Regions from separate parts of the Homo sapiens genome. Here region 2 is linked to region 1. The links are chromatin contacts, found by Hi-C or POLR2A ChIA-PET in ENCODE. All regions are on one chromosome and are shown on one strand. The core of a region is the stretch at or near the end of the contact, and the rest is flanking DNA. Distances in the headings are between cores, read along the strand shown.

Region 1 (3,652 bases), core at 1,120-3,619:
AAAAACTACTTATGAACCTCTTTTCTCTTATGGTGATATATTCTATGACATCACAATACCTAATATTCCCCTATACATCATATTTTTCAAATCATAAGCCTACTACCATGTGCTGCAGATAATAGCGCTCAATAAATTTTTTAAAGCCATCAAATGAAGTATTCAAAACAAGAACAATGGAGAATATTCACTTTCAATGTTATAAATGCTAGTACATTTACAACATTTAACTGTAAATAAACTGCAGGTCTTATTCTGGAATGAGTTAGCAATATACACTTTTCCTAAAATAGTTAATCATTTCCTGACCTTCGTTTTTGGTACCACCCTCCCTATTTTCAATTCTTATGTTAAATGGATTCAGCTCACCTCTTTCAAAGGAAGCTTAAATAATGTGAAAATCAACTCAATGTGTTCTTCTGTTTTTCCATTATTAAAATTGAGAGAATCCCTGTCTACCTCAGTACAGTAACAGGATGTATATTTGAAAACCTAAGAAATCACAGAACGAACCGGCACTAATTCAGTCCATGATGACATTCTTTTTAAAATTAAATGAATGGATTTCCTATACTAAAAAAGTATTAATGTTGAGGACTTAACATATGCTATGATGTTATAATGTTTAATTTTTGGCTATAATTTTAGAAATATTTGTTATAACAACTTTTAATGTAATCTTAGTAACTATTAAATTTGGCTTTAAAACATCGAAAGTTTTCTAATTAAATAAGAGACAAAGTAAAACATCATCCTACCACAGCGTTAGAGCATGCAATGGCCATTACAAGAGATCTGACCGTGGTCAGTGCAAATGGCAGAACATAAGGTAACAGTTGTTTCGTCTCATTGATTTATCTGAATTCTGTAATACTGGTATATCTCTGACGAATGGCTAAACTAAGCCAGCTTTACCTTTTTCGTATCCCTTTTATTTAAAGAAGTTTAAACTCACTCAAGTAAATTTGTTTGGATAAGCCTGACCAAATGTTTTCTGTCTTTGAATGCCGAACAGGCTACTGATTTTATTTTACAAAACCTTGAAAGAGAAAGCTGTTGTATTGGTCTCCGTAAGTGGGTGATAACATTTACTAGTTATTTCAACTCACAGGACAGACAAAAAGAAAATGCACAATTTAAGTTTCATTATGAAAAGTTTTCCAACTTTTCCCCAAAAGAGTATACAAAAGTAGAATCGTTCAATAAACCCCTATGTACTCATCATCCTGCTTCCAACAATCGCTGAACAGACCCCAATTGTAGCTAAAGTGGGTAGGGACCCACCCACTTCTCCCCACTTCAGCCACAGGATTATTTTGAACCCCACATATCTCATGCAAATCCCATATATCTTACCATTTCCTCCGTACAGGCTTCAGTTCGAATCTCCAAAAGAAAATCCATCACGCGGAAGAACAGAATGTTAAACTTATTGACAACAAATTTTAACTAACTTTGATTCAAAAACAGAATGTTCAGTGTTAAATAGCCAATGGGAATATCGCACAGGAAATTAAGAACAACTCTTGGAAATAGCTCTGTGACTGCTAAGTTAGGAAAGGGAACGTTTGTTTACTCGGCAGCAGAAAACCAGGAACCCACCGACCGGCCAGCGAAGGTCGCCCGTCTCCAGCAGTGCGCATCGTTCCCCTACCCCGGGCGCCCTGAATTCCAATTTTTCCAGTCCCAATCAGGCGACACCCTCCCTTTGGTGTTCCACCGCCCGTCAGTCACAGACACAGACAAGTTCTTCAGTGAGATGCTTTTCACTCCGAAACCATTTATTCAGCAGCCAGGGCGAGCGCAGCAATGGACTGAAGGAGAAGTGTTCCGAAGCGACAGCCCCAGAGCGCAAGCCCCTTCCTGTCGCCGCCTCAGGTCCGCAGACGCCCGTGTGAGCCCCCTCCGCCGCGTCCCGCGACCCTCCCTCGCCCAGGGGGCACTCCCCCTACAGTGTTCTTCCTTCCACAGAGACTCCACAAGCGCCCTCCCTCAGGAGACGTCTCCTCCTCTTTCCTCGCCACTCTCCTTTCGCCTTTTCTCGGCTGTCACAGGATGGGACAACCCTCGAAAAGACACCCTCCTTTCCGTCCTAACTCACCCCTAAGGCCCCAAAATAAAAATAAAGGAAAACAAAAACAAAAACCGCACACTTCCACAGCTCTCCGCCGAAAGCTCAGGCCTGTTACCCAACGCGAGACACCACAAAGCATCCCCAACCCGGACACCGCCCCGCCTCAGGCTCGGCTCACTCGCAGCTTCCTCCGCAGTCACAGCAGAGCTCGACACCCGCGCTCGCTTTCAAACCGCCCCAACATGGCGCCGGCCTGCGGTGCGCATGCGCGGCAGTGGGGCGCCGGGCGCGAGCGGAGATGAGGGAGCGGCCGGAGAAGAGAGGATGCTGTTGAGCGTTAGGTCGCGACCCCTGCTGGAAGGTGCTGTTTCTCCCTCCTTTCTGGGGCTGGGAATGGGGGGATGTGGGCTGCATCCAAGTCGCTGCCCCCCACGCCCTTCCAACCTCCGTCACAGCTATTCTCGGCCAGTTTGCGCGGGGACTTGCTGATCTCCCTTCAGCCGGCCCCGGGGTCTGCGGGAGGGGACTGGGTGGGGAGGGAGACTTAAGGGCGCTGGCGGCTGTCGTTCCGGTCGCTGAGAGTCTGCCCCACAGCTCCAGTTTTTCCAAGTGAGTTCAGCCTCCCCGCTTCCAGAGCATCCCCCGCCAAAAATAAGATATCGTCTCAGCTAGTAGGCAGTCCCCCCTCACCACTTCTTTCACTCCCTCTTCAGTGCCTTTCCTCTCACACCCCGGAGCCTCTCACACACAAAGCAGATGGGAGATTGGAGACCCGAGTTTAGCCAGGGATGGGATTTAACAAACTCCTAGGAAGCCTTGATTCCCAGGGAAGAATGGCAGTGACCCCGCACGGATTGGGGACCCAGTCAGGCAGCTCAGAAAGAGGGTCATTGTACAAACAGATGTAAAGACTCACTAACATGTGTGAACCTGTCTGTAAGTCTGGAAGGAATCCAGTTTCAACCAATTGGTGTATCAAAAAAAGAGGCCATCCCAATGTTGGTTTATGTTTATTTTCCACTGACCCTATGAGTGAAGATATCCTTGACCATGAGTCCATCTGAATATGTTCCAGCTCATCCGACGTTCCACCACCATGTAATACAATTGTAGTCTTACTGTTTGCACTTTCTTCTTTTTACCCTTTGTAGCCTACTAAATTTTACCTTCCCTTTTCTCTTAGCAAATGAAAAAGTCCGGAAGCTATAACGTTCAGTTTAGTGGTTAAACACAGGTCTATTGTGGCAGTAATAGTTGGTGATTTGAAAATAAGACATACCCTGCTAGTGGTATGTCCCAATAATCTTCAAAGTCTCTAGATCAATTAATATCAAGTAGGTTTCCAATAGGAAATCAAGAACGGTGTTTTATATGCTAAGACGAGCCCTGGTCGGGGATTAACAATCCTTGTTAATTGTTAGTGACGTAAGCTTAAAAACTTAAATTTTTGTATCCACGTTCCACCTAAGTGTCTTTTTAAACTGAGTTCCTTTAAAATAGTTTCTTAAAGATTCTTTTTATAAACAGTATCTTTTAAAGTTTTTTGTACTATATTTTTCTTTCATCTTGGGGCATATA
Region 2 (4,001 bases), core at 26-2,525, 910 kb before region 1:
ACTATCTTGTTCCTCACATTCAAAAAGAGTGAACAAAGTCATAAGATGAGCCATCAGTGACTAGTGAGCTACAAAGCAGAATAGCTCTTAATGGTAGTTATTGACCACTTCCCAAAATTCCAGTCATTGTGCTAGGCTCTTATCCATGATGTGCCACTGTCTTCCGAGGACTGGTTAATGTGAAATTCTCAGGTGACTGCTAATAACTACATGAGGTTAATCTCCTGGAGAATGTGACACTGTGGAGTCCCTCAGAGGGGAAGAAGTATTTGTTCACTTATGAGAGAGGAGATGCGTGGGCATCAGTTGGCCAGAAATTATTTGCTGCTTTTTTAAATTAATTAATTAATTAATTTTTACCAAGGACATTTACTAATGAGTTAAGGTCCAAGAAGAATGCTGTTCCCATGAACTGAGCCATCATCCTCTCATTTCTTGTGATGTTCACTGTAGTCTTTTCCATAGGTGGTTCCCCAGTCAGTATTCCCACTTTGAGGAATGAACTGGGCTGGATGTCCAGCTGCCCCTGGAGGGAAGAGGTGGAGTTGGTGGGGAGATAGCTACCTGCTTCTGAACCAGCTTTGACACCTTGTTGTTCAGATGAGCAGCACAGCTTAGTGCCCCAGGGTCTTATTAAAACCTCAGACTTCTCAGGTAGTCACTTTCTGCGGTTATAGCTCAAACTAACTCCTTGCTTGGCCTGAATGTCACTGTCAGAGCGTCGGTGGGGAGAATACTCAGTGTATGTCTTTGAGAGAAGATGGCGCAACAGAATAATGCTGCTGTTGAGTCCTCTTAGCTCTTTGCACTTGTTTTCTTTAGAGAGTGTGTAGAATTTGGGGAAGTGGCGTGAATCACTTATGTAGGAAAGTTTTTGATGTTGGAGGAGAGATGTGTTTTGAAATGTTGGAAATATAATTTCTGCCTCAATAATGCCCTCCCTGCGTATTCAATAATATATCTCACACTTGAGATGAGCTATCTCGCAGCCTCTCCACTCCGCTATCCTGTCTAAGAAGCAAATTGAGGAGAGAGTTTCCATTTTTTTTAACTTTTCCTAACCAAGCTTCTACAAATATGTTGCATCAGTTTGACCTTGGAGAGCTACAGACAGAGGTCACATGGGGAAGTTTGTTAGCTATCAATGCAGTTTTGGCAGATTTGAAAAACAAGAAGAAAGAAAGCAGTGCAGAACTGAAAGAGTGAGAAAAGCATATTTCACTTCAGTGTGGTTTGACAAATGGAAAGCCCCTTTCTGCAGTCATGAGGTCTGGTTATAAAGAAGGATGACCGGTCATTCATCCTTTTACAAGACAGATTTCCTGTCTACTTGTGGTTTGAGTAATTTTCTTTTTTAGGAAGGTATGAAGGTGGAGCAGAACCTTGAGTTGAGGAAAACATACTTAGGCTCTGTTTGAAAAAAAACTTTTTCTGATTGATTTGCAAAACAGTCCTCTTGAGAGAGAGGCACTATGACTTGGAAGGGACATATCAGGAAATAGGGTGGTTATCTCCATGAGCTGTAGACAGCTTAGCCACAGCTCTCAGTGGGAATGAGTTTTGCTTGGTTTTAGCTGGTCATCTTCATTAGTTTGTGGATGAACAGGAGAATCTACTTGTTGGTCTAGCCAGAGTGGAGCAATAGGTGACTTCTATATGCTGAGAATAGACTTAACTTGTTAAAAACCATAGGGCCTTATTTAAGGGTCTTGACAATAATAAAGGAGCTATAATTTAAAAACAAAAGTATGAGATTTTTAGAACCCAGAAAAGGGCTTTTTAGAAATTTATTTCATACATTATTTTACAATAATGGATGCACTTGTCAAAATCCACTAGCGGAATGAGAAAAAGATGCATAATCTTTAAGGAAATAGGTAGACATGGTAATTCAGCATTTTGGAGGAGCAAACCTTTATTATTATGCATAGATACAGATATTACTTTAAGGTTACTTTAAGGGAGAACATTCTAGAATGTTTTTCTTTAAAATAATATGTTCACCAATTGCGTACGTGAAAATGCAGAGGAAAATTTAAGCATAATAAGCCTTAGTATTGCGTGATGTCTGAGTGGCCCATGTTTTTTCACACTTAAGTTCTCTTAGGCTTTGGTTTGATTTTTTGAGTGTGGTAGAAGTCAGTGATGGCAGCGTGTCTGTATAACAAGAAGAGAAGCTTTCTCTTCTGATGTTAGTGATACTACCCTAACAAACAGTATGGATTAATAGGATACATCTGCAGACTTTTGAAAATATTTGGCATATACTCACTCATTCTGAAACGCAGGAAGTAAAGAAATATTACGTTGCCTGTATCTCAAAGAACAAACAGAGCTAATTAAATAATTGGCAAATAGGGAACACATAGCCTGACACATGTTTGAGATTACACACGATTCTGTAGAAAATGACTGTAAGCAATACTAATGCCTTAAGAATGGGGTTCGAGCACTAACACATGGACATCACATTTTTCACGTTTTCCTGGTAAAAAGTTGCAAGACAGTGCAGTCTTTTCATACATGGTGTTGATGTCTTAGGAAGCTGCTTTTTCAGTTCAGAAGAGGGCTGCTGCCCTTCGTCTCAGTGTCATGTTATAATATGTCTTTCTGGTGGTCAGCAGTTGTCCTGAACTGACACTAGAACAACGCAGTGCATGTGGGGTGAGATACAAGCTCTAGAACTCTCGGAAGGGAACCTCTCTGTAACCACATTCCCTTTCTTCTTCTGTTCTCTGCATCTCAAAGGTGGAAGATGCCCACTGAGGTTTGCTGTTTGTTTGGCTTGGGGGAGTGACCAGGTGTTTCTTGTTTTGTTTTCTTTTGCCCTATAATACCCAATATCATTTTTTGAGAAATCCATAAGAAGGATAAAGCTTACTTGGATTACATTAATGAGAGATTTTTTTTTTTTCATGACACATTCATCCATGGATTTTCAAGAGAATTGTAGAACAAGGTATTTTACTCATTGCATACAGTCCACTACTTTTCTCAAGCCTTGCTGGCAAACTCTGGAGATCATATTAGACCTTTCTGAATTGAAAAGGTCATCTAATTAGCCCTCCAATTAGAGGAATATAATGTATGGGACACAGCATGGATTCACAGTAGTTCAGCTGGTGGCGCACCCAGTTAAGGAAAGAAGCTGTCAGGGGTCTTTGGGAGTTACCAGCATCAGCACCTTCTACTCAGTTCTTCAAACTTTTTCAATGTTATGCCACTGGGTATTCTCAGAAGCAGTGCAGTTCAGTGCCTCTGCATCTGAGCATACATACGGAGGAGGAAGTGTAGTAAGTTATTAGATACCAGCTATAGAGAATAGGAATGTCTGCAGGATATTAACCATACACATTTGGTTAGCCACATACTTCCTTCCTATTTGCAATAATATCCAGTAGCCCTTCCTGATGGAAAGAAGTAAGAGGACCTCCTACCATAGCACAGACCACTGAGACTGCTCAAGGGTGAGAATGCGTCGTCTCCCCATTGGGACATACCATCTGTATACATTCACAGGGTGTGACCCTTTGTGGTTTGAGGCTACACACACTCCCTTGCCCTCAGAGAGAACTGGTCATATAACTAACATAATGGTTATAATAACTATTATTGTTTTATTAGTCTTTAACTGGCCTGCATTCTAATACGTGGTCTTTTCCACGTTTTTAAACCTCAAACCAAACAGGGTTGAAGGAACAGACTACCAAGATTGATTTAATACACCATATGCTAAAGATTACCCTGGAATATCTATCTGGTTCATGAATTAATCTGGCTTAGAACTTTAACTTCGAATGACATGTTAGTATGTGGCTTGTCTAGTAGAAACATTATGTCCTTTTCTCTTTGAGGACTTGGTTTCACAGTAATTTTATTATTAGAGTAGTCACATAATGTTCACTTTATATTTTACAAGAATATTGAGCCTTGAAGTAGTCAGGCGATGAACAAGCACAGAGCATAAGAGTAATAAGAATTGTATCCAGCAATGTGAAGGC

The links. Hi-C counts contacts between places; a loop is a spot of excess contacts on that map. ChIA-PET counts read pairs that join two places held with the same protein, here RNA polymerase II (POLR2A). Pooled maps may share reads with other maps.
Region 2: a loop to region 1 is called in a map with no recorded cell type, with 8 times the contacts of the local background. The contact joins the enhancer-like site here to the promoter of STARD6 in region 1. A Hi-C loop is called at or near these places in 1 of 37 single-sample maps with no recorded cell type and 2 of 50 pooled maps. POLR2A ChIA-PET finds 5 or more read pairs at or near these places in 2 of 52 experiments (B cell and WTC11).

What each region holds. Positions count from the first base shown.
Region 1 is chr18:54,356,575-54,360,226 of GRCh38, reverse strand. STARD6 (StAR related lipid transfer domain containing 6) reads left to right here and starts at 2,369. Exons shown (of 8, transcript NM_139171.2): 1 at 2,369-2,435. C18orf54 (chromosome 18 open reading frame 54) reads right to left here and starts at 2,321. Exons shown (of 9, transcript NM_001288980.2): 1 at 2,152-2,321; 2 at 1,357-1,453. RefSeq lists enhancers at 1,735-1,804, 1,306-1,817.
Region 2 is chr18:55,265,570-55,269,570 of GRCh38, reverse strand. All of the region lies in intron 11 of TCF4 (transcription factor 4), which reads left to right. Among named protein-coding and RNA genes, the nearest start is that of LINC01929, 140 kb to the right of the region's middle. RefSeq lists enhancers at 1-369, 981-1,030, 1,081-1,310, 2,700-2,809 and a silencer at 571-620. Within about 2 kb of position 1,275, at least 4 of the 41 ENCODE cell types and tissues checked have a DNase peak (open chromatin) inside an H3K27ac peak, as active enhancers do; they include B cell, where a contact is called at or near this core.